7 separate regions of the Mus musculus genome follow, and all the other regions are linked to region 6. Evidence: chromatin loops called from intact Hi-C (ENCODE). Cell type or tissue: left cerebral cortex. All regions are shown on one strand. Region 1 overlaps Lncpint (long non-protein coding RNA, Trp53 induced transcript). Region 2 overlaps Mkln1os (muskelin 1, intracellular mediator containing kelch motifs, opposite strand). Region 3 overlaps Mkln1 (muskelin 1, intracellular mediator containing kelch motifs). Region 4 overlaps Lncpint (long non-protein coding RNA, Trp53 induced transcript). Region 5 overlaps 2210408F21Rik (RIKEN cDNA 2210408F21 gene). Region 6 has its middle 12 kb from the start of Mir29b-1. Region 7 overlaps Lncpint (long non-protein coding RNA, Trp53 induced transcript).

Region 1 (4,000 bases), 100 kb before region 6:
GGCTAAACCATGCCCCAAGCCCTGGCCCTAAACCACTGCCTAAACATCTCTATACTAGATCAGATAATGCCTACATGTAAGTCTTCTAACAGGGAGGCAATTTCCGTGCCTGCGACAGCTTCACGAAGGTCAAATGGAGGCAGTAAGACCAAATGCTGTAAAGCGCCTTTCCCGTTGGCAAGTAGGGAGGTTAAGTTTGGCTGATGTTTGTCAGAGCATTGAGTATAACTGGGAAAAGTGGACGCTGACACCTTCTGGGCTGCTGATAACTAATTCACAACCTGCTAATGGAACCTGACAGAAGTCTAAGCAAACAATCTGTCTATCCTGAGAAACCTCAGCATTTCAGAGCATCCGCTATTTGGGTCCTCTGAGGTAATAGTGGCACAGTGTGAGGTTATTCTCCCTGTGGAAGATACTCGTTAGGATAATAAAGCATATTTATATTTCATACCTGAAGTAGAAGTAGAGTTGTGTTTTCTTTTCACAGTACAGTCCTCCTTTATTTAGAGGAAATTGAGAACTAAAACAGGAAGAGCCAAGTGGGCATGGTGGCACATACCTTTAGTCCCAACCCAGGGAGGGATAAGGTTCTTGGGGCAGTAGATGGTAGCTAAGAGGAACCTTGGAGCGCATTCCAGCAGGAGCTGCCCATTGTCTACCGTAGGACCAGAAGGGCATCAGATTTTGGAGTCTGGCCGTCTCCACTCCCAGTACCCTCATATCTAAAATAGAAAATTACATTTCAATGTCTTTTGGGTAGACTTCTACATTTTAATTTTTTAAAAGACTATTCTTTATTCTTAGATGGTTTCACTCATACATGCAGTATTTCATGATTGGATCTGCCCCTAACTCTCCATCACTTCCTTCTGACACCTCCCAACGTATGCCTCCCCCACCTTCCCCACCATCTTAATAAAAGAAATCAATAAGCTTAGAAAAAACTTCCTTAGTCTAAAGCAAATGGAATAAAGTAGTTTAGGAAACAGTTGTTTGACTGAAGTTCACTAAGCCAAAATTTAGGATTTTGGTTAGCACCAAGTATAAGCTTCCCTGCTTTTGTACACTGACATCAGTATGTAAATGAGGGTGACACTTTACTATTTTGGGAAGTGTGATTATTTATGCCTTGTCATTCAAGGAAGTGCTTGCAGTAACAAGCAGATGCACAAAAGAAAGTCCTCTTTGTGTCCCTTTGGGGTAATGTTGGGGAAAGAATATAGAAAGTTACTCTTCTTTCTTGGGAAAACTGGTCCATGATCCACTTTTTTGGTTTGTTAGTGATCATGACTCTAAGTTACCCCGGAACTTATCCAAACACAAGTTGAAGCTAGGGTTTCCCTGAGCCATAGGTAAGTCTTTTCGTGACATATGGTCCACACATGCTTTAGGAGCAATCTTGACAACAAAACGTTCATGTGGGCAGATGTCGTTTGTGCCACTGCTGTGCAAAGTGGGTGCGGCACACCCGAGCTGAACACAGGTCCCTGCGAAGGTACTAAGAGGAAGCCAGTGAGCTGTTTCCCTATCACTGAATGGCAAAGATGAAAGTCTCCACTGTTGGAAAATTCTAGAAGGTCCTCCAGGCTGACGAGCCACTCCCGGAAGCAGGCTTTTGTGTGCCACAAGAGGGAGCCCCTGATCTAAGGCATGAATTCTCATTTTGCTAGTATTTGTTTCTTTTGAGCTTAATATATCGCCCTGACCAGACTGGAACTGTATAGACCAGGCTAGCCTCAAGATCACAAGAGATCCACCTGCCTCTGCCTCCCAAGTGCTGTGATTCAAAGGCGTGACCCACCATGGCTAGCTTTTGCTGGAATTTACATTTATAAAGGGAAAAAGTTTGAGCTCACGGTGTTTGCTTTTAAGTGTAATTTTACTGTGGTGCTTTGAGTATTAGAAAAGGTTCCGAATCTGGAAGGAGGTCACCTTAAGCCTCTCCCTTCCCTTTGGTTCCTTCTTACACGTTTTATCTGTGACTTGTTTGTGGCAGATTTAAACACCACCCCTGAGCAGCCAGCCTGTCCTGGTTCCCATTATAGGGCTGTTTCCTGGGGAGCTGATGTGAGAGCTCTCCTGTGGTTCATTTCACTCACGTGGAGCTTGCTGCTGCCCCCAGCAGAGGAAAGTGGCTCTTGTGTAGAACGCGGCATGATTTTACCTCACTGTGTAGCACGGTGTTCATACATGCTCTCCTCCCACCCCTATGGTTCTGTCACAATACTGCGATACTCGCACTGGTCACAAGAGGCCAGCTCTCTTGCTCAGGGAGGCAGAAAGGAGGTAGAACATAGCTAACAAAGAGGCAGGCCACCATCTTTCTAAGTTACTCTTTAAAATCATGGGTCATTTTAGCAATACAAAAAGTGCATAAGGAACTCAATATAGAACTCAAATGGTACGTGGTCATTAAGACATACTATGTGTTTTCCCAGAAGCCTTTGCTCCTCACTGCTTTCCTCTCTACTGAATCTTGTCATCCCAATGCATTTTAAAAACATGACAATGTAAACATACATATATTCTCAAACATAGCATCATTTCACAGCATGCTGTGTTTTGTATGTTCTATCCAAAGTATCAGTTGTGTCTGTTGGGAGGGAAGGAGAGGCTGAGAAGATGGAGGTGTGGGAAGGATGTCAGATCAGTCCAAGTGTTGATGCTTATGGAAGAGAAGAAATGAGGATTGGGCAGAGGGACAAATTAGGCAGTCAGAAAGGCTCCACGAAGGCTTCATCTGATCCCCAGAGGGACTGCTAGGGCCTGTCCTGGCTTTACATTATATATAGCTTAATATCTGCCAGTTTTTGGCCTGACACAGGGATGGGAGGGATGAGACTCCTCCTGCAGATGGCTGTCAGGTTGCAGCAGTCCTCAGAGAGGTGGGGAGTAAGCTTTCCCTACTTAAAAGGGACCGGGACAGTATGTCTCCCTGATCGTCACAGTTCGTATTGTATGCATTTTCTGACCTGGAATTTTTCATCCAATGATGTAACTTTGAGATTATTTATATTAATTGTCTGTAGCCCTTATTTAGTATTTTTATGGTCTTGAAGTTCGTTCATTTGTATGTGTGGTAATGTACTTGTTAGTGTATGTATGTGTGCCCTCAAATGTGGAGGCCAGAGGTTGATGTCTGGTGCCTTTTTTCCATGGCTTTGTGGCCTCTCAGTGAACCTGGAACTCATCAGTTTGGCTTTACCAGGTGGCTGTGAGCATCAGGGATACACCTCTCCCCTCCCCTCCCCTCCCCTCCCCTCCCTTGCTGGGGTTACAGGCATGTGCCTCTGTCCTGAGCTTTTTACCTGGTCCTGTGAATCTAAACTTATGTTCACCCAACTAAGTCATGTCTCCAGATATATGTCACTGTTTTTAAAATGTATTTTCCTATTGAAAGACTTCTGAGTATTAAAGATTTTTTTTAACTATTAGAAGAAGAGTAACTGCACTTTTTCCCACTTCATAGAGAATGCACCGGATTAGCTCTGGGGTAGATAACCAGGAAGTTCCAGGGGCTTAGAGCACTCACAACTTGAAACTTAATAGCTGTCATGATTTGCTCTTTGAAGTGCCTGTTTTGGGCCACAGCCTCATTAACACTTGTCACTGTCAGAGTTTAATTCTTACCAAGCTAAGGGTATAACATGGTTTCTTGTATTTTTAGTTAGAATTGTGTTGATTATGTAGGAGATTCTGAATTTGCATTACTGTCTGTCTGTCTGTCTGTCTGTCTCTGTCTCTCTCTCTGTGTGTGTGTGTGTGTGTGTGAGAGAGAGAGAGAGAGTGTGAGTGCATGAGTGCGTGCGTGAATGTGTGGGAGCACACGCACATGTATGCAGGTATTCGAAGAAGCCAGGAGAGGAATTCGGATCCTCTGGAGTTGAAATTCCATGTGTTTATGAGCTGCCCAATGTGGGGCCTGAGAACTGTCCTCTGGAAGAGCAGGAAGTGCCCTTAAACACTTAGCCTTCTCTGCAGCCTATGTGGCTATGCC
Region 2 (4,000 bases), 320 kb before region 6:
GAGGAAAGTTCAAGTTAGGAGAGCATCCGGGGCAGTAATGAGGAAACAGTGTAACCATTAAGTAAAACGGCAGCCCAGAGGAGGAGCCTCCCGCCCTGCACTGGGATAACGGAGAAAGGGTCCCTGAGAACAAGACCCTCAGAGGCTCCAACTCATGAAGGTCTAACACAACCACCTAAGGAACTATTTCACCAAAGCTGGCCCAGAAGGCATACAGATGTTGCCATGTCTGTGGTACGGGGGGGCTGGACTATATCATGAACTGGCAGCAGAATTTGGCAGCAGCATCTGCATGGTTTGGAACCACTAAAAATGAAAACTTAGAAGCAGTCATGGAGTCCTGATCTGCACTGATACTGCAGAGCCACTGAGGCCAGGTAGCATGTGCGGGAGTCAGGGTCCCTACCAGGAGGCCCGGGAAAGCCAGTGCACATGGCTATATAGGTGACCTGGGGGCACTAGAGATAACTAGGACCATGGGATGTCTGCCAATGAGAGCTGACAGGATGAATGGTGCCAGCCTAAGAGAGAGGCTATGTGTGTTACAGGCAGCAGAGCTGGAGGAGTGGAGCCATCCAGCCCATTTAGAACCCAGATGATTGTATTACAAGCCTCTGATGCAAGACACAATGCTGTAGGATTTGGTGTTTGCCCTACTGGATTTTGGTCTTGCTTTGACCCAGTCACTCCTTTCTGTGCCCCCATTCTTTCCTTTTGGAATAGGAATATTTACTCTTGGCCATTTTATGTTGGAAGTATATAGCTTGCTTATTTTGTAGGAACTCACAGTTAAGAGACTTTGTAGTTGTTATTGGCGGCCTTTTTGGGGGTTGAAGGACCCTTTCACAGGGTTTGCATATCAGATACCCTTCATATCAAATATTTACATAATAATTAATAACAGCAGTGAAATTAGTTATGAAGTAGCAACAAAAATAATTTTCTGGATGGGGGTCCCCACTATATGAGGAACTGTATTAAAGGATGGCTGCATTAGGAAGGCTGAGAACCGTTGGGCTCTAGGGACTGTCAATGTTGGAATGCATGCACTTTGCTTTAGAAGATGATCCTGAGCCTATGAAGACAAGGGATTGGGCACTCTGGAACTAGATTCCTAGATGATTATGAGCCACTATGTGGATTCCGGAAACTGAACTGGGTCCTCTGCAAGAAAAATAACTATTCTTAACCACTGAGCTATCTCACCAGCTGCAGAAGACCCTTTCAACTATAAGGGAGACTATTCCATGGGTAGAAACTCTGAATTAAATAAAATTATAAAGTGAGCTGAGTACTTTAGATGAGCACTCATCTTTCTCTGCTTTCTGACTCTGGGTCTAGTGTGGCCAACTGCCAGCTTCTCTGCCGGGGTAGATTGTACCCTTGAAGTATGAGCTGAGCTAAACCCTTTCTCCTCTGACTTGCTTTTGTTAGTTTTGAGTTTGTTTGTTTTACTAGTTTGCCTTTTTAAAAATCACAGCAGCAGGAAAAGAAACTAAGATACTAAAGAAAATCCCCCCAGGGAGATTGGAAGCATGATCGTGTTCCCATTGACCATGTCTTGAATACTTGGAGCTCCCGTTGCTATCTCAACTCTCAGAATCGCCTGGCAAGTAAACTGAGATGCTTGGACATCGAGGATCAGTAAGCTTGTATGTATTCTCTCCTTTAAAAGCCAGTGTGTATGCATCCTCGCCATTACCATCGGGCTCGGGGTTCAGAGAGCTAAGAGGAGGAGCCTCTGATAGTCCGGAAACTGACAGTTATGAAGCCTGCTTTTTCCAATTTGGGGAGTGGAGTTCTGGACCTTGAGCATACTAGACAAGCCCTTTCTATGGTGGCTGTACTCCCTAGCCCTGAATTCATTTCTTTAAGCAAAATGCTGTCCAAAAAGAACAAAAGAAATGCAAAAAGGACAAGTGTAATATTTTTTGTTGTTGTTGATTAAGTAGGTAGTTTGGGGTTGTTTGTTTCTTAAGGCAAACGTATTTCAGCCTTTGCCCAGCAGGGCCTTAAGCTGAGTCAGGGGTGAACCTAGACATAGGCATCAGGTGTGAAGTTTAGGCCAGGCCTGTCTTCTCCCAGGAGATGGCAGCAGCAGCAGCATCTGTGTCAGCGGTCGGGGAAGTAGGGCAGAATGCATCTGCTTTCCCTTTGGCAATCAAACCTAAAAATTCTTGGTTCCAGAGGCCACTTTATCCCTTCCTTGGTTTGCTGAGCTTGTTTGGAGCCAGGCACTGGGAGTGTAGGAGCTGGCAGAGAGTCCTCTTCATAAGTGCCTAGCTTTTTCTGTAAACATTTTGGTCTAGGCTACGACCTTGAAGCCAAGTGTGAAGGAGCTGAGAATCTCTCTGGCCAAAAGGAAGGAGCTTCAAAAGGAAACAGCCAGTAACTTTACTCTCCCAGTTCCCACAAGCATAAATCTAGAGGGCATCATACAAAGAATACAGATTCTTGACCTGGGCTCCCAGCCACCAGCCTGCTGACCTTGTCCTTGAACCTGTCAGAGCGACAATTCTTATCAGCCCAGTGTGGACTCAGGCAGTCTTCACGCACCTGCTAATGTTTAATTTGGAGAGGGCGGGCATGGACACATGTGCGCATGAGTAAGCCAGAGGTCAGCTCAAGTGTCTTCCACTTTGCCTTTTTGGGACTTGTGCTCTCACCGACCTGGGGCCCACCAAGGAGGTTAGGCTGCCTGGCCAGCAGCAACCCACCCTCCCAGTGCTGGGATTATTACATGTGCACTACCACTCCTGTCTTTTTCACATTCGCTCCTGGAGGTTGAACTCAGGTCCTCCTGCTGGTGCAAATGATGAGCACTTTACCCAGCTGAGCTATGATCCTCAGTCCTAATTTTTAAATTTCGCTTTTATTATTTGGATTAAGTAGGACTGCCCTTCACCTTTGCAGAATTTAAACAAATCTTAGACACAACAAAGCGCCACTTGGTTCCAAGTTAATCCCAGCTGAGCACATATCCTGGTTTGGCAGACACTGCCAGCTGCATAGGAGGTGGGCAGAAGTCCCAGGAAATGTCTGGATACCACACAGCTATGGACGAACTGTCAACTGCTGGAGATTGCTTTGCAAATTGCCACATCCGAATGGAGCGGACAAAACGATATTTCAAAAGAGCAATTAACACTGATTCTTAGTATGTTTGGAACCAAAAGGCCTTGGGGGTGGGGGCGGGAAACTGGCTCAGCAGAAGAGTGTTCCATCCATCTGGGTTGTCATGGCCAAGGTCAAGGAGCTTTGAAGCTACACTCTTCCTGTGCCCTCGATCCCTGCCATAGCCTGGGTTCTGTGAAACTCTAGGCATAACTAGTTTCCCTAATTTCCCCCTTTCATCTAGTTGGCTCTACTTCCCTTGCTTTGTTAAACTTCCATCTATTCACTGAAGTAAGCAATTACCCTTCCTCTCCCATGTACCAGGTACAGAGGATACGCCTGGCTTATGTCTGTTCAGAAGTGGTTGGTATAAAACTATATGTGGTAGTAGTAGTGATGTTGGTGATGGATGTAATCTTGTTTCAAATGTCATATTTCTAATGATGGGTATCAATAGACCAGAGCAGAATCATCTAGATAGCACAATAATCCTATAGTTCCATAGGAATTGGCACCCATGAATCAGTCAAGACAACCCTTCCTTGTTCATACAAAAGGCACCATATTGAAATCTCTTCCAGATTAGGAGCCGTGGCTCCAGAAAGCTAGTATCGGTGTCAGTGGGGAATACATACATGCATACATGTGTGCACATATATGCATACACACATCTATATCTACAGATATCAAAACAGTAAACTGGGGAATGACTGTGATAGGAAAGTTGGTAATAAAAAAATAATTCTGGACAACTTCACATTAGAGAGGAGAACCCAGAGGGCAAGTCAGAGAGTGAGGGGACACAGGGATATCCAGAACGTCCCAGACAGTGGCATGCGCGCATAGACACACACACACACACACACACACACACACACACACACTG
Region 3 (4,000 bases), 380 kb before region 6:
ACTAAAATAGCAGTAGCAATTGACCTTTTGTTTTATAGTACTTCTGGGCACCCTCTGGATAAGGTTACCCTGGTTCATTAACTTTAATAACCCTTCCTCTTAGGCTCTGAGTTCTCAATGTTCTTTCTGAAAAGCAGGTCTCTTTGTACGCATAAACTCTCACAGCAAAGAAAGCCCACATTTCCACAACAGCCTCATTGATAGCTGAGCAAAATAAAATCTGGCACAGGGCAAACATCCCAACAGAATCAAGCCAAGATGTCATTCCTGTCCATGGAAGCTTTGTGGCCCAACTGAAGCAATAGTACAGCGAAATGAATTCTGTAAAAACTTATTTTTTGATATACCCAAATAAAAGAGGTATAACAAAAAATTTTAATTACATCACCTAATCACTTAAGTTTCACAAAGATAAATCACCCAGAAACAAATACCAAAAAGTGTTACTAATATATAAAAGATAAAAAGGTTTAAACTATGAAGCTATCTAAGGAGAACTATGGAAAGAAGTACGGTGTAGAAAAGAAAGGAAAAGCATCAATCTTAGCAGGGAATCCGGCCTACTGGAAGTCCATGCCCACACATACAAGTCCTGTAACGACATGCGTGGATATCCTGAGGAACACAATCTTCCTCAAGCAGCAACCATCTTCTGTTCAGTATTCCCCTTAAAGGAATATAGGCTATCCTGGCTATCAATTTCTCTTAGCACTCCAACAATATCTATTTGAAAAGATTAAAGCACTGATTTGAACTTACAAACCACTGAAAACAAAGTTGGAATAGTTCCTTAGCCTTGAAAAACTTACAATCTGGATGTGACTATACAGGGTATGTAAGTGACCACAGGGCAGAGGAGACCAAGTCCCATATGAAGGCAAAAGCACAACAGGCAATCTAGGACAGAAGAGTACCTGGCTGAGGGACACAGCACAGACTTGGGGGAAGAGTAGCTTTGTGTTCTGGCACAGTAAACGAGGCACAGAAAAGCTGTTCAAGCAAAGTAAAATGAGTAACAATGATATGGAGACAGCGTGACAGCAGTGTTTTAAAGGCATAAACTCCAAAGTCAGGCTTCAATCTCCACTCTCTACAGCTGTGTGACCTCAAACGTCCTTGAACCACTAGTTTCCTAATTTCTAAATATGGTTACCTTTCATAAAGACACAGTGAAGACCTATACATTGCATTCAAAGAAGTTAAACTATATGATAAATAAGTAAATAAAAGAAAATGTATAAAAAATAAGGACACAAAGGTAGTGGCCAGACAGGAAGTTTAAAAAGACAGGCAGTGACTAGATCAGGGCTTAAACTTAATCCCACAAACACTGAAGGAACTATAGAAAACCTTAAGAAGAGGGGTTGGTTAGGATCTGAACTTGCTGCAGAACTGACTGAAAAGAAAGACATAGGGAATGAGAGAGATCGGTGGCAATATGATTAATAGTAGCCTATTTTCAAAATTTCAAGCCAATTTCCTTTAAGAGACCATTTCAGGCAATCACCAATCAATCCACAAATTACTATTTCACAAATGTTACAATTAAACTATAATTCTTGGGTACAAAGGATATAACATTTAGTACTAGAACCAAATAAACCATGGATCTACAGTGCTATAATTTACACATTGAACATGAATTAAAAATAAGGGAGGTATGTTAAAACAAGTAAAGAATTTGGCCTTTGTACACCATTTGTATACATTTTTGTATAGTAAAACAGGCTTTTGCTTCAAGTACTCAACTGCAGTATCTACCACTATACTTAGTAAATCAGGCTGCTGATTGCATAAACCTCCACAAGATGGCACACTACAATTAAACAAGTTTGCCCATTTTGAAACTATAGACTGTATCAACTATGTCCTAACAGATACAGCCAAAAAGTCAGACACAAAATCAAGTATCAACAAGAAGGCAGGAGCCAGTGAAGTGGCTCAGTGGATAAAGTCTGATGCCCTGAGTTAACCTGACTACACAAAGTTGTCCTCTGGCCTCCATATACACATTGTGACACTCACACTCACACTCAAACACAAATCATACATAGCACAAAAGGCAGAATTGTAGCCACATGAATGAATGTCTGATTGCAGTTAACAACCCAAACTCTACTTTATTCACGTCATTAAAAAGCTTAAGGGGAACTGAGATTTTTTTTTTTGAAGCACTTTAATATGGTTGCTACAGAGGTAGTCCAGGGTTCAGAAAGTTATGGAGAGCCTCTGCGACAACTCCACCAGCTTCTTTGCAGGTATCAAAGAATGGTATATGTTACCTGAGTCTTATAACCTACTCAGAGGGCAGCCATGGGATTTATACTTTAAGTTCCTAAAATTCAGCAATAATTACACGGGAAGAATAAATAACCTAAAATAAGACATTCTATGCTTAAAAAACAAAAACAAAAACAAAACACGTCTTTTCACACAACCTGTTTTACCTAAATCACAGTTGAAACCCAACTCACAATTAAAGAATATTAAGTAAACAGGTATCAGTTTCTGAGACTATAGTTAATAAAATTAACATACCGATAGATACAGTAAGACACAGCATCACATTTATCTGCTACTACGGAAAGTACAATATGGTTCATGATGGAATAAGTTTTGGCAATTAAATATTAAAATTTAAGTATAAACTTCTATGGTTACTTTACCCTCGGATCTGGCATTAAGCAAGCTTCTATTCAAACTACTGACTGGAAAAAAACACTGAAACTTAGAAACTATTAACCTGAATGTTTAAGAAAACAAGGTACATGAAACACTGGGAAGGAACAACTGCTTTGGCATACAACCACATCAAATAAGCCAAAATAAAACGTACTTATTTTACAGGCATACACCATTATGCCTAGCTGTACTTGGCTTTTAATTTATTTCCATACATGACTCACTGCTATTTGTGGCTATTTTGTTTTTTCCCTTTTAAGCCTTGCTGGAAAAGGAGCGTGACTTCTACTGTATTCTGTATCTGACCTACTCCTAACTGACACGCCTAGTACAGGCATGAGACAGCACCATGCTGCACTCCATCCAGCCCTGCTCACACCTCAATTAACTCATATAAACTCTTGAGACTAGAGAAACCCACTTAGAAACTGCTACAATTCTGTCTCTAGTGCATAAAACAGATTACGGTAGGAAAGATGTCCACACCTTCACCTTCTGAGCTTCCCAAGAAGAACCTCTGCTAAATGTAATCTTCAGTGACATTGTAAAACTAAGTTCTGACCTGACATTTGCTATCAGTTCAATCTTTCTTTTCCACCTTCAAATTCCATAACCTATTTTTAAATGATCTTTTTCTCATATGTGCACATTCCCTGTCACGTATGGTCTCTTTCCCACAGACAGCAGGGGAGTAAGCACTCTGGAGCTTCTGCCTGCTGAAGGTCAGCTTTAAGTGTCAAGGTTGACAAACTGGAACAAAGTGCATTTTGCTGAGGAAATTTAAGGGGTTTCTCCACACAATTTCTCTTAATGTGTTAATAACAAGAAAACAGTCTATATACAATTTGCCTCTTTAATAAACAAACCTGATACAGGGAAACGAGCGCTTAAGAGGCCCCGTGCTATTCAAGCCTACTTCTGTAGGTCAGGCGAGTATTTGCAAGAAGGGGCACGGATTAGGAAGCAAGATGAAAGAAAAGTTTTCCAAAGACTCTAACAGTACTCTCGAATTCTAAAGTTACTATATATTTAACAAAGTGTAAAGTGTTCAGTCTTATTACTAATAGTTTTTGAAAATAGTCAGACTTAGTTTCCAAACTGCATTTTTCTAACTATTCACAAAATAATATGAATCTACAATATTTTTACTCAAGTACTAAGGCAGCACAACAAAGTAATAAAATGGTATAAATACTCTTAGAAAAAAGTAAAATGCTGTTTGAGCAACTACTGGCATTATACAGAGTAAAGGTTTATACACTATAACTACTGAAAGGCCAAGTTTCTCTTAGGGTATCTAACTTCATCAGCACAGCAG
Region 4 (4,000 bases), 50 kb before region 6:
GTCCTGATGACTAGAGTCAGAGAGAAATCACCCAATGGTGTCTGCGGTCAGCAGTGTTAGTTCTCTAGACAGGCAAATGGCCCTAAATGGTAAAGTGCAGGATAAAGACCCAGGATGCTTGGATGAGGGGCACACTCTTGGGCCCCACAGAGGCATCAACACAGGTTGTTCAAGAACACATTGAAACATTTGTTTATGAAGGCTGGGTTACACCTTTGTTTCAGCTCTTGTTAGTTTTTCAACAAAAGTTAACATTTCCTTTTTTATAACTTTCCCACCTCCATGGAATCCCCAAACCATGGCCCCGGCCTCTTAGCCTGAGAGTGTGGTACCTGCCTGCCTGTACCTACTTCAGACTCACCAGCAGTCATATACAGAGAGCAAGCTCTGGCATTGGTGTGGGATACGTTGGTAAATTGCCGGTGTCGACATCATAATTCTCTCTCGCCTGGCGGAGGAGCCAGCTCTCCTTGTGGTTGGCTGTGGTTTCCTCTGGGCTGGGGAGAGTGGCAGGGAAACAACGAACCCTGTCTAGTTTTGACTCTGCCCGGGTGTAATGCATCCTGCGGCTCTCCTGAGATGGGCTGTGAGAGGCTTACCAGAAGGTTGGCAAATGAGACTTCCACACGCCTCAGCACCCGGTAGCCAATGGCTTGCTGAGCCAACATAGATTACCCCCTTGTGGTTTCATTCATCAAGGGGATCCCCGGCTTCATCAGAACACAGCCATGACTCTTCCCTGCCTCCTCCAGAAAAGCAAGTGCGCACATCTTGCCCTAAGAAGAACTCGGGGTGCCCTGGGTAAGCAGAAATGGGAGGGATCCTCCCCTAGTTTCCTCTGTGTGGATTGGGGGTGTTAGGGAAAGAAGCTCAGAGCTGCTTTTCTTTGAGTTTTCTTTTTTTTTTTTTAACCCAACTGCTATTCAGCGTTTCCTTCTGTCTCACCCTCTTCATGTGTAACCCACCTTCATCAAGTTGTACTTTCAGTTTCACATTTTAAATTACAGGATTCCTCTTTTCCTTGTGCATTTGAAAGGTTTTTGTAAACTAAGTAGCCACAGTTACTAAGTTACTAATTACGCCTAGTTCCTGGTTCTAAACCAGTTTTTAGGAAGTTTTTAGGAGGTGCTTTCACAGCTAGGCAGAGGGGAACGATCCCTGTAATGAGTTTAGGAACTGATGGTAACATGTCTGTCCGGCTTGCCCGTCTCAGAGGCCAACCTCGGAAAGAACACTGCTGAATCTTTTCTGGTGAAGTCAAGATCTCTCTTCCCCGTCTGTTGGTCTGTTTTCTGTCGGCCAAGCAGCTCATCCCTGTCTCTGGGCGTGGGCTTTGGTCTGTGTACATTCAGTGTGGTGGCATTTTTCTAGAAGAAGTGACTAAATCTTCTTGGATGAATTCTCTCTTTGAACGAGGTGGTTGGTTGCATCAGAGAGGCATTTACAGTAAATGGCTCCCCCTTCCTGTGCTGGCCACATGCGAAAGAATGCTCTAATTCTTGTTTTGAGGAAGCAGGAGCTATACAGCTCTGAAAACTCCCTGGTCTCATTAAATAGCCAGATTTGAATCTTAAAATTTTTTTCAAGTTGGAATCACTTTGTGCTCCCTAAATAAATGGCGCAGAGAGAGAAAGCTTTCCACTCCCGAATTCTGTCTGGAGCGCCTGATAGTTCCCAGTTCAGAAAGAGGAAATGGCATTGAATATAGATGTAGTGACGAAGGTCTAAAGTAAGTTCTTCACAGCCATTTTGTATTCCGGCCATCTGCTTCTTAGGTGTATGGGTGCTTGGTCTTTGGTGCCCTGGTTCTCAGTGCGATCCCGTAGCTCTTTGCCGAGGTTCTCAGGAAGCAGGTCTTCCCCCTAGTGGAAATGCGTGAGGGCGCTCTGGCTGTTCTTTGAGGGAACTTTAAGGTGCAAGCCCCATACAAGAAAACGTACGCAGTATTCCAAATGAGTTTATGTTAGGTGTTCATGTAGTCACCAATTAGTTTATAATTTTTTAAGCCTAGATTTAACTTTACATTTTTATAATACAAAACTATTTTGTATTTTTGTAATTCACAGAGTATATTATCTTTCATTTTGTTGTCTAACAGTGGTTCACCCTTTTATCTGACTACTTTAAAAACTTAAAAATCCACTTACTTATGTGCCCACGCGCTATGGCACATGCGTGCTGTGCACGTGTGGAAGTCAGAGGACAATATACAAGAGTCAGGTGTGGTTTTCCACCTAACTTTGAGTTCTTGCATGGAGCTCAGGACAGCAGACTTGGCAGTGACTTGCAACATACTGCCATCATGCTGGCCTGTCTGTCAGCTCAAACCCAAGTAAGTTACAAGGGCCTCTTTATTTCTGTATTGAAATATAAATATTTTACTTATACATTGCTTTTCTCCTTTATATTGAATTTAGGGAATTGCCCTAGCCTTTTAAAAGCTATTTATACACTTGTTGATATTACTGTTGAGTAGTATTTTGGAACAGTACCACGTGATAGAGCTTATTATTATTATTTCATTAATAGAAAGGGGGGCTTTGGAGGCCAGGGCCATTGCTCAGTATAAAATAGGGAGGAATGTACTGCTGTAATCCCAGTGCTCCTGTGGAAACGAGTCCCAGCCGCTAGCCTGGCACATAAAAATGGGCAAATATTGAGGTAGAAGGTGAGGACCTACGGCCGAGGTTGTTCTTTGACAGCATATTCGTGCCCGGTAACATCTGTGCATTCACACACACACACACACACACACACACACACACACACACACACACAGAGGAGGACCCCGTGCTGAGCAGGGTTTTGAACCACTGACCTCACTGCTCCTGCTGTTTCCACAGGAAGGGCAGTGTAAGGAAAAACAGGTATGGAGAGAAGTTTATCCATCACGGTGTAAACTAGCCGAGGAGTTAAAAATAAACACAGATTTTCTTGCAGTGGGACATTGTGTCCCTGCCTTCTTACCGTGAACCTGTTCAGTGTGTGCCATTTGAACTTGAGACAGTCCCATGCAGCCTAGCACAGCACAGGGAAGGGACTGACTGTATAGTCGAATGACTCTCCTGGGATCAAAGCTGTGTGAGTAGGCTGACCACCACAGTGGTTTCTGGTGCTTCCTCTTGGGCTCGTGATTTTTAATTTCCTAGGCCTTTTATTTGGATAATGTCTTGATATTGTATGGGTGTAATTATTTTTCTCAATTCTTTTTGGATTACTAGTGGAAGATTTTATTTTGCTCTTTGCTGTCCTCAATTTTCTGTTGTTTCCAGGGTCTTTTTGTTGTTTATCTTGTTTATTTTTGATGTCGATGTCTCTGTCTGTGTGTGTGTTGGAAGGGTGCCTCTCCCACATGGGTGGTCTCCCTGTATTGTGCTATTGGAGAACTGCTGAGAGTTGGGGGGAGCAGGCTTTATTTGGGAGTTCTCATGGCCATGTGAGTGGTTCAGTCCTCACGAGGCTTTTACTTAGAGAGTCACCTCCCTGTTTTCATCACCTGGGGTGGGGTGAAGTCAACACAGGAGACCTGCTTGTGTGACACCAGACACTGTCATTACCTCCTTCCATTCTTCTGACCACTTCTATCCCATACTACACTTGCGTCCTTTGAACTTGGAGCCATATAGAGGTTCTGAATAAACTCGCTTGGCCTCCTCTGTGTCTCAGACAGAGGCCAGGACAAGAGCTGCCTCTGCTTAGCATATTGGGTTTCACTTCACCCTCCAGACATTTGAGCAAATTTCTCCACTCTGGAGAGTGTGTGTGTGTGTGTGTGTGTGTGTGTGTGTGTACAGAAGGGGGGAGTGTGTGTGTGTGCCAGGATAAAGAGCAAGAGTACCTCTCAGTGATGGATTCATACCTCTCATGTAGCACAGCACCCCTGAAGCATACCCCATCTTAAAATGGCAAGTCTCTCTACTAGTTATCAGAATTAAATCGGAACAGTTAGCCAGATGTGTTAAGTTTTCTTTAGTGTGACAAAGTATCCAAGATAATCTAG
Region 5 (4,000 bases), 250 kb before region 6:
CTACTGTAAAGGATTTGTCATTCAGGCATCAAAACCTGCTTTCTCTTTTTCTGGGGAGTATTTTGTGCCCCTTACCTTGCCCTGTGTGTTGGCGCTGCTGCTGTTGTTGCTCGGGATCAATCTCAGAGCGTTAAGTGCACATTCAACCACTGAGTGACTCCCAAAACCAAGGCTGTGTTCTAATTTTCCTCTTTGCTGGGTGTGGACACATGACCGAATTACAGCAGATAAATATGAGCAGAGGACATGAGAACCACTTCTCGGTTCAGCCCAAAATCATAACCCCAATACGCCACATTCTCTCTCACTTGCCAGCAGTTTGGTAACAGCTAGAAATGGCTCTGTAGGTTGCACATTTGAAGGATGGAAGAGTCACGAGAGAGAAAGCCTGCTGTCTTTGAACTGCTGCTAGAAAGAATAGTACAGCTCTTGGATGCTATATGATAAGAGAACCTTCCCGTATTCCTGAGTCATGAGATCACTTTCCAGGTAGACTACAGCAGCCAGTATTGTCGTCATCGACACAGACAGCAAACACTGAGCCCCTTTAATCCATCCTTCTGTCTGTGTGAGTCTCTCAGGAGTCTAGATATCTGGGATCTCACAAGAACCCCCAGTGGACTGTGAGCTCCTTGTGGGAAGTGACTACCATTCATGTTCATATCCTTAGTGCCTAGAGCAAGCGGCAAATAGCTGGTGTCTAGTAAACCCTATAAATCCTTTTGGAAGAATGAGTGAGTCCCGGACATCCTGCAGGGACAATGGCTTACTTTACTGCCCTGTCAGTTAGTTTGCTATGACCCCACTGCTTTTTTCTGTTGTCCCTTGAAATATTAGAACATTATTAATATGGCACTAAACCCTACCACCCTCTAACTTACATCACTTTCTTACTGTCTTTTCAGGCACAGGGAATAAATCTAAGCTGTCTTAGATAGCTCTTCAACTACTTGACAACGCCTCCTCCTACCTCTCCCATAAAAATCCCTCTGGGCTCCAGGGTAAGTAGTCTTATGCCCTTCAACTCTTCTAAGATTGTCACCACTGGAACTCTGATCACTGCTCTGCACTCCCCTGTACACACTCGGGGCCGTCACTGTTCCCTGTTCAACCAGTACTCATGGTTCTCATCCTCTTGGAATGGACTGACCCTCCCATGGTGGGCCACCTGTCCCTCTCTAGGACTCTATACATTAATCAAAGCAGCTCACTGATTTTAACAATTCTAGATACAGCTATGTGGCCTGGAGATACATCTGAGCTTTCCATCTAACTTGCTATCTCTTCTCTCTACCACAGGAAGAAGTCCCCTGCCACCAATCTACACACCACTTCCCTATGCAGTCACTTCACCTCTCTTGTATGAAAAATGAGATGGCTGGGCCACATGATGACTGAGGTTTGTTTTTCACTCAGAAATCCTTTGTGTGCAGAACAGGAGATTCTGGGAGAATGCACAGGCTCTCATGTAGGATCTCTCACCCCTGTAGCAATGGGAGTGTAAATCTCCCTAGAAACAACAACCTTGGCAAACAACATGAAAAACGAAAGGTAGGCTTTCTCAGCCTCAGCCGTATTAAACCGCTACCCACTGACGTCTGGATACTGCGATCTGTCAGACGTATACACTAGAGACAATGGACCACTGGTATAAAGTCAGGAAGAACACAGCACCTGCTAACAGTGATGAAGCACAGGAGAAACTGGGGTGTGGCTCTTAGAAAGGTAGTTCTGGGGAATATACTGCCCACACTTTTGAAACTCAAGGAATAACGAGCATATAGTGGGATTTCAAACTACTGAAAGCTTAGATGGGTGCATCACCAATTTCTTCTTCTCATTTTACACATGGCATAAGCATACCCACTTCCAAAGACCCTCAACTACTGGGTCAAAAGTGCTGTTTGCTGGGGGCATGAGATCATGTCTGTATATCTCTTGCCCTTGGACATGTTCTTATAAAGCAGACATCTTGCTTGCTTTTAGCTGATTAATTTTTCTTGCTGGCTGTTTCTGCTGGCTAGCCCTCCCCACCACCGCACCCACTCTTCTGAGGCTAGGTCCACTTCCCACCTCAGAACACGATTCTGCACATTATTATTTGACCTCCTTTGAAAAGCTCATTGCCAGCTTTCTAACCTGATCTGGGCACATTCCCCATCGGGGCCTGCATTTCCTGTGGATGATGAGTTGGTTTCCTAGGTGACAGAGGAAAGGAATAGACCTGTTAGCTTGTGGCTTCTGACTCACTCTCTGCAATGGACGTCACAGCATCCTGGCTGAATAAGTGGATGCTGATAATAAGCTTGAGCTGAAGGTAGCAGCGGGGCCCTAGTGGTTAAGACAATGGAGCGGTACCGGCTTGCCCTCCCACAAGGCAAGCCAACAGATCCCATACACTCTGGATCTGAAGGAACAAACAGCAAATGCCAGGCCTCTGAGCCCAGTCCTTTATAAATTCACAGTGGAATTCTGTTCTGCAATGATCTCTGTACCGTTTGCTTTTCTGGGACATGGAAGAGACAGGATTCTCTAACGAAATGGCCCATGAAGGCCAAAAGGAGAGGTAGCAACAAACCAAATACTCAAATTCAGTTTACTGAGATGACAGCTGTCTTTATATTTTTCACAGTTGTTCCCAAAGGGGTAAATAAACCCACAATGGCCCAATCAGTCACTAGAGACCACAATGAAAAATGACAGATTCATCTTCAGAAAAGTTAGAGTTCATGAAACTTAGAGACAAGGACACATGCACACACACACACACACACACACACACACACACAAGCTTACATTTTAACTCCTTTTTCTGTCAACTCATCCCAACAGTGCACAAGTCAATGAAATCTGTGTGGAACCAAAAACCTGAAGCGTTCCTTTGTTCTTCAAGTCCCAGTCAGAACAGGCTCAATGGATTCTTAAAATTCTTGAATCCCTTAGATGACCAGCAAAGCTAAAGTTCCTTACAGGCGATAAAGCATCTTGTTTTTTCTCAGGGGCCTTGAGGGGTACTTTAAATAGCACGAGCAAGCATCTGAATGAATTAGACAGCAAATGTAGGTTAGCTTTATTTAGACAAATAAAGAAGCAGAGAAAGTTGTCTGGTTCAAGGGCAGTGCAGCCTGACATGACAGCATTTCTCAGAGGAGGGGAAGCTGCTTTGGGAGAGAGAGGTATTTTGGGCAAAGAGCAAAGTTCCTTTGTAATCTCTGGGGACAGAGATGCTACACTCTTCAGCACACAAGAGCAAGATTTAAGAATGGTCAGCTAGTCACTGAAGGGAAGAGCTATAGATTTGCAATGTAAAATGGGGCATAGCATGTCTGAGTTCACCTTTTCCTGTTCCTAGGGGACATCACCAGAAAAAGATAAGTTTCTTGGAACATAAGCTGGGCCAGGGAGCACCTTCAGCCTCTGGGAAGCAAGGCTTCAGATCTGCAGCAATGGCCCCTAGTTCCCACACGGGGTTAGTTACAGTCTCCCTGGGAGACCAAAACATGATGCTGCTCGAGTCTGTTCTGCAGAATGGCATGCTATGTGCACACATCCTATGCACATCTTCCTGCATATTTTAATCCTCTTTAGATACCCTGTAATACCTCACATCATATCAAAGTCGTATAACTGTTGTGATGCTAGACTTTCCAGAAATACTCAGAAAATAATTCATGAATGTTCAGGATAAACGCAACACCTCCCCACCGCCCCCCACTGATGCCACCGCCACCAATATCTTGTTGGTGGTTGAATCCGAGGATTAAGGATCCATGGATACTGTGGACCAAGTAAACATCCAGATGGAGGGCCTCTGGAGATACATAAGCAATGGCGTGGGGACATTCATGCATTCACAATAAGTAAGTGCTTGAGGAAACAAGTCAATAAATAGGCTTGGATTTTTCCTGTGCCTTTCCTCTTCACCCTTTTCTCTCTGAGATTATTCTCTGGTATGGTTGCTCCTTTATACATGTGTTACGGAAGGTAGTAGCTTTAGGAA
Region 6 (4,000 bases):
GTTCCAATGAGAGTGCTCTTCACTCGAATGTGTGCTATCTACCGTTTCAGACACACGAAAGGAGTGTGCGTTGTTAAGGTGAGGGGGAAGCAGTGCACACACCCACATGTGTGGGCGTGGCGTCCAGCATCCCTCCATTCTGCCAAGTTGTGGTGTGACCAGATGCCCTTTTGCAGAGCTGTGGTTTACCCCACAAACCCTCTGAGCTGGAGGACTCCTGTTTCCATTGGTCCCTTCCCATTCATTCCTCTTGTCTGCTGTGAGGCCCTGACATGGGAATGATGGGCCTGCTCAATACTTTGGGTGCACTGATTGAACCAACAAGGAGCGTTAATTAAAACTTTATTCGAGTACAAGTACAACCTCTTAGGTGATTTATGTGGGCTCTCCCTGGGACCTGTGGGCAGTCTCTGGAGTCACTTGCGATGGTGAGAGGGTTCTTGCAAGTAACCAGAAAGCATAAATTCCCACCCTAGGGTTTTACTACCCTTTTTTATTTGCAGAGTGGTTGGCCCTGCCGGCCTTCTGGCGACCCCGGCCTGTGGTACTGTAGAGAGTGGTGCTGGAACAGGACCAGGAAGCTCTAAGCCCTGCCTCTCTCCTGACTGCCCACCTCTCCCCACAGGTGGGATTCACAGCCCCGCTGCCTCCAGACTAAGCTCTGAGCACATCCGAGTCACACACACATGATCTTTTTGGTTGTTCCCCCTCTGTGACGTGCTAGAAGCCCTCCAAGGTGCACATAGATCTGGTTGTGTGTGTGAAAGGCCTGCATGCTGATTGGCCTTTCTAGAAAGGCTAAGTCACGGATGCCTGTCCCAGGCCTGGAGTTCAGTTACTGTCCTCTCCCTCTCCAGACCGTTGCCAAGTGACAGATACCAAAATAACTAGAATGTTCTCTTAAGAGATCCAGACCATGAGAGGACAATGCTGGGGAGGCGGGGGGGGGGGGGTGCTGGGACTGGGGAGCCCAGGTAGGGTATTAAGTCCTTCCTTTTTCTCCTCCTCCTCTACATGAAGAAGGAAGGCATCCTTCATCACAGGGGGGGGGAGGGGGAGAAGGGGCCACCCTGGGTCCAAGTTATTGCATAGGAGGCAGCCTCTCGACGGTGGTGAGGAATAGAGGTGGGCTTGAAAAGTTGGCTTCACCCACCTGAATGTTGTGCCCTGAGCCAAAAGGGGTGGAGTCAGACCCAGCCTCTACCTGCTTGCCTCTCCTGGAGGTGACCTCTCATTGGAACTCCCTGTGAGCCTCTATTGTTTCCTGCTTTGGGGGATTTCCTACAGGCCTAGCCCTGCTGTTGCTGCTGCTGCTGCTCAGACTCCTCACCCCAGACCCACTGACTGCCCAGGGATTCTGCTGGGTTTTCAGTAGGAGAGAAGTGTTTGTGTAGTGAGCTTGTATATCCTCTCTGGCATTGGAGCTGATGGAGTTCTGCCCTTTAGTGGGTGGGAGCACCATTCCCTCCAGTTTAGATGGCTCTGGTTTTCCACAGCATTGGCTGTATGAGGCCGCCACCTGGTGGCCAGCACGAAGCAACGTGTAACTCGCTTCGTGCTCTGTGAAGGGATGCTTTAGCAGTGACCTCTGACACACTCACTCTACACACATCGGTCCAGCCTACATACTTAGCATTTCTGCTTTGTCATATACATAATCAGCATTCTCGCCTCTTCGACTTGGGAGTCACTTTCCATGCCCCCTCCTACATTGCTCCAGGCACATGGGCTCTTTCCTGGCTCCCAGGGTTACAGGCTCTCGTCCAGCTCCCGGGAGAGCTGCCAGGCCCCTCTGCCCTACAGTGCTCTCCCTCCCACCTACCTGGCTGATGACCACACCTCTGAAAGTCATCTCAGGTACCACCTCCCCTTGCCCCGGCTTCCCTCTCAGCAGGCCTGGCTCACTTCCCTCAGCATGCCTCAGCTCCTTTTTTGGAAGAAAAAGAAAGAAACAGAAAGCCAAAAGGCTGGAAGGAGAATAGGGAGGGGGGAAACTTGAGAGGATTTAACAACTGTATTATAATCAGATGTTTTTCTTCTCCACAAGCTAACTTGAAAGTAGAGACTGCCTTTTGTCTCTGGGCCCCTATGTAATAGGATCGCCCTGGCATCTGACCATTGCTCACTGGCTATGGGGAGGCATAAAGGGAAGAGGTCTCCTTTGAAGCAAACTTAGGGGGTGCTCATGGCGCTGAGAGACTGGCTGGGAGTGGGGGTGGGTTGCTGAAGCTATCTGAAGAGCTGCACTCCCAAACCTCTTCACCACAGCATTGCACAGGAGGTGTCTATTTTCCCCCCACTACTGGAAGGCTCCTCTGTTTGAAACTTCTCCTTGTTCAAACCCCTTCAGTGACTCTTGAGACCTACCTGTGGTCTCTACCCAGACTTGAAGGCTTAGTAGCAACTGGGTGGTGGTGCGCGCATTTGATTCGCTCTGCAGCAGAAGCACTTGCTGGGGGTTCTGGACGGGTTCAGTTGAACTGCTCTGAGGATAAGGCCTCATGTGGCTCCACCACAGGACCCATCAGTAGAGTTTGGGGCACACAGTAGGGAGACATTCGGGAGAGTGACAACAAAGAAGAGAGTGTCACAAGGCAGCTTATGATTGATGGCTAAGGGAATGTGGTGGCAGTTAAACAAAATACCTATAGAAGGTGCCTATAAAAGATGCCTTTCTCCTATAAAGGGCCTCACTCCAGACCCATCCTGCAGCCTGTCCCCCTCACACAGCTGTCGCACTTCACACCTGGTAAAGGTTTAACCTTCGTAAAAAGATTTTGGACTCCAAGCTTCGGATAGACTGCAGCTGATGGCATGTGTACTTTAGTCCGCCCTTCCCACCCATCTCCCTTCCTCGTCGAACCGGTTCCTTACATTTTTATATAAACAGCCCCAAGGCCACAGTAAAGCCTCCAGCTACTTCCTCTGAGCCTCACTCTCCTCGTTAAGCATGCCACCTTTCTGGGGCTGCCCTCTAACTGTGACCTGCCTCCACGAGGGACCCTGCCCTCTCTCTGTAGCCCAAGCACTTGACACAATGTCTGGCACACACTATGGACATGAAAGGAAAAAAAAAATCCAGGGAAGATCAGTTGATTTGACACCATCAATGGGTGATGCTGTGAGCCCAGAACAGGCAACATGTCAGAATGGGTTGGCGGAGTGTTTAAGGAACAGGTACGAATTGTCATAACCAGACAGCGAAAGTTGTTTACATTTGAAATATGGAAGAATTTTTAAAAAGACTTTGAGGCAGAAGAGCTCAGGGTCCAAACTCTCTGCCAGCTCAGCATGTGTCTGGAAGAGACTAGGTGTGGAGAAGCCCAGGGTGGGCAGCAGGTTTTCTTCCTGGCAGAGGGCTTGTCTAAAGGAGGGAGAATGCCCTGGGGTCACTAGATCTCACCATTGAAAGGCCTTAGGCATGCTCTGATCTCTGGCAGCCTTTAAGTGCTGGTACCTCTTTAGAAACCATCACCTTCGAAGTTGGCAAGGAAAACCCAGGATTATTTTTTTTCCTACTTTTTGAGACAGGGTCTCAGGTAGGCCAGGCTGGCCTCTAACTTACTACTTACTCTGTTGTGACTAAGTCTAGCCTTGAACTCCAAACCCTCCTCCCCACATTTCCCAAAGTGCTAGAGTTTCTGGGTGAGCCAGTGTGTGCTACTTCAGAGTCAACATTTTTAAGAACCAGGTGCACGCCTGTGGCCCTGCCTTCATTTCCTGTAGTGATAGTCACCTTGGTGTCCTCTTTGTGGCCTTGTGGCTTTGGCCTTGTAACCCACGTTGCTTAGGCCATAGATGTGAATCCCCCTTGGCCATAGGACTAGCCCCTTCTAAAACAAAGACTTTCCTTCAGGCGCCGCCTTGGGCCTGGCTCTGTGCTGTCCTTCAGTCCCCCTGCCCTCGTGACTAGAACGACCTGGAAAGCTGCAGCAGGCAGCAGGTGGACCTCCTGAGCTGAGTCACCACCCTGGGAACAGTGCCCTGCTGAGGCCATCCC
Region 7 (4,000 bases), 81 kb before region 6:
AACACACTAAAACTAATAGCTGTTGAATCTGAAACAAGCAAAAACCCCCCTGGGGAATGACACAAACCTGTAACACCATCATCACAGGGACAGTGAGGCTGAGGCTATCACACTCAAGGCCAGAGTAGGCTGTGCGGAAAATGTTCTCTGAAAACAGTGGCAAAGCCCCTTAGCACCCTTTGTCTCTCTTCTTTTCTGTTGTGATCAAGCAACCTGAAAAACACACCCCAACCTACTTGTGCTTGGAGCTTGAGGAGAGGGACCCACCAGCTGTCGGAAGGGACTTGGCAGTGGGAACCTGAGGCTTCCTGCTAGTGCCTGGACGTCCCAGATGGCCCCAGACTTGCCCACACTGTTGGGACACATGAGTCTGTGGGAGACATTGGACATCTAAACCCTAATAGGAACTATTTAATGGGGTCTTCAGACAAGCAGTTAATAGTGGTTTCGACCATTCAATAGATTGACTTCCTGAGAATGTAAAGCTTGAACCAGGCGGCATGGGGCTTTGGGTCGGTAGTATTTGTTCTTACTTACTGATCCATGGTCTCAGATGACCAGTGCGCTTGGTGCTTATTTCTAAAGCAAAACTTAACCCCTGAAAAGCCCTTTGAGATCACCTTATCCCATTTCCTCATTTGCCAGGTGGAGGAAGTAACTTCTCAAAGTTTGAATAAGTTATAAAAAAAAGTCCAGCTACTCAGAGGTTCTGGCCCCCAAGTCTTACAGCATTGGGTTGGGCAAGTCCTTGTGGCGGTTACTGTAGGGATTCCCGGAGGAGTAGGAGCTGGGCAGTGTTGGCTGTGATGGGGGTAGGATAAGAACAGAAGTTCATGTTGGATTTCTTGCCATATTTTGAGTCTAATAAAAGAAGCAAGATATATCCTTGAGGCCTTGGGAAGAGCAGGGATCACACCTGACTTTTGGGAGAAATTTCTTTGTGTGGTGTAGAATGATTTGAAATGGCTTCCATCACTAGAGATCTTGGAGGAAGTGGGAGTGACTTCGAAGATTGACACGCCAGCTCAAACATACCTTAGCCCTTCCTGTATCTTATAGGCAGTAGCTGCCTGTACCTCTTGGCTACAGGAAGTATCTGGTTGTCATAGTTACAAACAAGCCTGAACTTGAGTGTTGACATCTGAAGGCTGTCAATTAGTTTGCTTTAATTTGGGTTTTTCTTCTTCCATAGGGAAGTTAGTAAACCCTTGCTTATTAACTGGTATGTGAAATTGAATCATTTTGTTCTTGTAATAGGTTCCTTTTCTGTCTTATTTACGGTTAAAGTATCATCTGACATGATTTTTGTGTGTTCATCTTGGGCAGTTTTTTTCCTCAATTTTTTTAATGAAATGAAGTTCGTGTAGAACAGTATATATTGTTGTGTCACAAACAAAGCTTTCAGTGATGCATCTGCCTTCGACAAATGTGCATTTTCTCCGTAAAAGGGAGCTAGGGTCTGTCTGCCATTCCCTCCTTTTTTTTTTTTTTTTTTTTGCTAGCTGTTCTGAGTGAATACAATCTGCTATACATCACTTGCTCTTGAAAAAGGTATTTTGTTCAGACAGATTCTGGCTATATAGCCCAGGCTAACCTCAGTTTTGTAGTCCTACGCACCTGGCTAACATTTCTTCCTAGTAGTTAAGATAGAGACAGAGCTCGGGCCCAGTGGACCTTTTGCTCAGATTGGTCTCAAATTTGCAGCAACTGCTTCAGCCCCTCAAGTGCTGTGACTATAGAGGCACAAGCCACTTCCCTGGGCTAACAAATTCTGTTTTTTTGAGACAAGGTCTCACTGAGGTAGCTCTGGCTGGCCTAGAACTCACTGTGTAGATCATGCTGACCTCAGACTCACAGAGATCTGCCTGTCTCTGTCTCCAGCCAGCTAACAATTCCTTAGAAGTTTTCAACTTATAATTAGAATGGATTGTAGACTGGGACATCTCCTCCTGGTGGGTCTTCCTGGATAAGCCGAGACATTGTTGGGAGGTAGCCATGTTGAGTGGTGTACTACAACTGAAATTCCTAGCAAAGTGCTGGTTCTCTGTAGTTGGTAGTGAGGTGGGCCCTCCATACAGTGGAATGTGGCGTCACTTGTGAGCTAAGGCTTGTGCAAGGGAAGCAGAGTGTGAGCCTGTGTCTTCAGGTGTCCCTTCTGGTTTGGTGTCCTGCGTTTGATGGGTTCGTTTGATTTGTCCCTTTCTTTTTTGGCCAGCAGGTGGCACCTGGCTGTCTTCTCTCTTGCTTGCCAGCTTTGCCTTCTTTATCCCGTTCCTTCTCTGCACCCCCACCCCCACACACTTGGCAAATGTGTCACCAGAATTGATGCCATTAAAAGTCTGGAAGTGACAAGCTGTCTTGTCAAAGGGACAAGAGGGAAGGGAGGGAACAGGCTTTCATGGCTTCAGGCTTCACCGCAACTGTTTCATTCTCTCTGCTAACACATCTGCTAGATAAACAGTTTTTCTTGGATGCAGATTCAATATTTTATTATGACGTCAGGCTTACATTTCCATCCATGCTGTTTGGCATGAGGAAGGCTCCTCTTTGCAGTATTAGGTAACAGAGCCTCTTGTTATTTTTGCCTTTTCTTTTTAATACGAAGATATCTTTAAGAAAAGTACCGTACAGGTGAATAGATTCCACTTACTTGTATTTCAATATTCTACAGACTATGCCGAATTCCACTCCCCATCCAGTCTCAGGCAGTAAATAGTTACTGAATGCTTCCAGGTTAAGTATCTGATAGAAATGCTTGGGACTGTCTCTGTCATTAGGAATGTGGGTCTTCCTGGACGTCACTGGTCTGCTCTCTACAAGAGAGCCTGGCTTTCTATGCAGTATAACCCAGAGTCTCATCCTGTCCAAAGACAGCTTCCCGCTCAGACCCATCCCCATTATGATCAGCTTCCTCCTGTCACACTCTGTCCCCTAGCACACACCTGCAATCCTGCATCTGAGAGGTGGAGGCAGGAGGATCAGAAATTAAAGGCCATGCTCAGCCACAGAGTGAGCTGGAGATTCAGCCTGGGCTAGACCAGACCCAATCTCAGAACAAAAGCATACCATGATTTCTGACTCTGAGCCTCTTGACCATTTCTGGACCTTTCCTTGGATGATCCACTGCTTGGTACTCTGTGTGTGTGTGTGTGTGTGTGTGTGTGTGTGTGTGTGTGTTACATTTGACAAACTAAAGGCCTCTCAAGCCCCAGTAAGTTTCATAACAGAGTCTTGCATTAAAATACTTTACATTAATTGATTTGTTGAACAGTTTGAATTCCAGCCCTGCTATTGGCTAGATTTTGGCCACACATAGACCTCTCATTTTTGTACAATCTGGGAAATAGGAATGATAATGAGTATTAAAAAACAAACAAACTTTGCCCACTGCATGTGTGTTTTCAGTAAATTGTGGTATGTTTGTACACATACACACTCACACAGAAGCACACACACAGCATATGGCTGAGTTTCTAGTCATTAGAAGAAACTGCATGAGTACCTAGTTCAAGAAGAAATGGAGTCACTTTTAAAGATTTTTTTCCCCAGAAACCACATAACTTTTTGCATTCAGTGACTTCGTGGTATTGGGTGCTTGACATCTGCCAATCTGCTGTGCTTTTTGAGAGCCTTGTCACTAGTGTAGATTCTTAGGTGGCCCCTTCCCTTTGGCCTAAGTGTAGTAGCTGCCCAGGGGATGTTTGAAATGAAAAGTAACTTGGCAGTAGCTTTATCAAGTGCTCTGCTTCAGTAGTCTGCCGCCCTGGGATGGGATATTCCCAGGTGTGTGGAGATGGGGAAATTATCTTGGTAACCCTCCCTAAAGATAAGGTGATAAGAAGAAGCCTTCAAGTTTCAGGGATGAGACAGTGTAGCTTTGTAACAGAGCATCCTTAGTGAATAGAGGAGGAATAAGGGCAGCACATGCTGTGCTTTGGATTTCATGGGCATTCTGTCATTCATACTCAAGTGTGGATCTTCATCTCCAGTCTATAAAGTT

What was found. Peaks named below come from ENCODE experiments on the same cell type or tissue, not always from the same donor. Only the 100,000 strongest peaks of a DNase experiment are listed, where the experiment ranks them.
Region 1: a loop joins it to region 6, with 7 times the contacts of the local background. A loop is called at or near these places in 23 of 42 quality-filtered maps.
Region 2: a loop joins it to region 6, with 2.5 times the contacts of the local background. A loop is called at or near these places in 6 of 42 quality-filtered maps.
Region 3: a loop joins it to region 6, with 2.3 times the contacts of the local background. A loop is called at or near these places in 10 of 42 quality-filtered maps.
Region 4: it touches region 6 in a loop (2.3-fold over the local background); 14 of 42 quality-filtered maps call a loop at or near these places.
Region 5: it touches region 6 in a loop (6-fold over the local background); 6 of 42 quality-filtered maps call a loop at or near these places.
Region 7: it touches region 6 in a loop (10-fold over the local background); 13 of 42 quality-filtered maps call a loop at or near these places.

The regions. Positions count from the first base shown.
Region 1 is chr6:31,174,156-31,178,155 of GRCm38, reverse strand. The region is part of intron 1 of Lncpint (long non-protein coding RNA, Trp53 induced transcript); the gene reads left to right. Among named protein-coding and RNA genes, the nearest start is that of Lncpint, 42 kb to the left of the region's middle. In left cerebral cortex, a CTCF peak has its summit at 1,611 (motif pointing right); a DNase peak (open chromatin) is centred at 1,529.
Region 2 is chr6:31,388,994-31,392,993 of GRCm38, reverse strand. The region is part of intron 2 of Mkln1os (muskelin 1, intracellular mediator containing kelch motifs, opposite strand); the gene reads left to right. Among named protein-coding and RNA genes, the nearest start is that of Mkln1os, 7.8 kb to the left of the region's middle. In left cerebral cortex, a CTCF peak has its summit at 2,052 (motif pointing right); DNase peaks (open chromatin) are centred at 2,152 and 3,116; H3K27ac peaks cover 716 bases.
Region 3 is chr6:31,451,768-31,455,767 of GRCm38, reverse strand. The region is part of intron 8 of Mkln1 (muskelin 1, intracellular mediator containing kelch motifs); the gene reads right to left. Among named protein-coding and RNA genes, the nearest start is that of Mkln1, 55 kb to the right of the region's middle. In left cerebral cortex, a CTCF peak has its summit at 1,800 (motif pointing right); DNase peaks (open chromatin) are centred at 175, 1,815 and 3,032; H3K27ac peaks cover 985 bases.
Region 4 is chr6:31,123,250-31,127,249 of GRCm38, reverse strand. All of the region lies in intron 3 of Lncpint (long non-protein coding RNA, Trp53 induced transcript), which reads left to right. Among named protein-coding and RNA genes, the nearest start is that of Mir29b-1, 62 kb to the right of the region's middle. In left cerebral cortex, a CTCF peak has its summit at 1,867 (motif pointing left); DNase peaks (open chromatin) are centred at 571, 1,369 and 1,791; H3K4me3 peaks cover 1,159 bases; H3K27ac peaks cover 1,655 bases.
Region 5 is chr6:31,323,170-31,327,169 of GRCm38, reverse strand. All of the region lies in intron 2 of 2210408F21Rik (RIKEN cDNA 2210408F21 gene), which reads right to left. Among named protein-coding and RNA genes, the nearest start is that of Mkln1os, 74 kb to the left of the region's middle. In left cerebral cortex, a CTCF peak has its summit at 2,329; DNase peaks (open chromatin) are centred at 2,234 and 3,146; H3K27ac peaks cover 2,248 bases.
Region 6 is chr6:31,073,456-31,077,455 of GRCm38, reverse strand. No RefSeq gene overlaps it. Among named protein-coding and RNA genes, the nearest start is that of Mir29b-1, 12 kb to the right of the region's middle. In left cerebral cortex, a CTCF peak has its summit at 1,527 (motif pointing left); DNase peaks (open chromatin) are centred at 1,464, 1,791 and 3,981; H3K27ac peaks cover 1,402 bases.
Region 7 is chr6:31,154,275-31,158,274 of GRCm38, reverse strand. All of the region lies in intron 2 of Lncpint (long non-protein coding RNA, Trp53 induced transcript), which reads left to right. Among named protein-coding and RNA genes, the nearest start is that of Lncpint, 62 kb to the left of the region's middle. In left cerebral cortex, a CTCF peak has its summit at 2,215 (motif pointing right); a DNase peak (open chromatin) is centred at 2,257.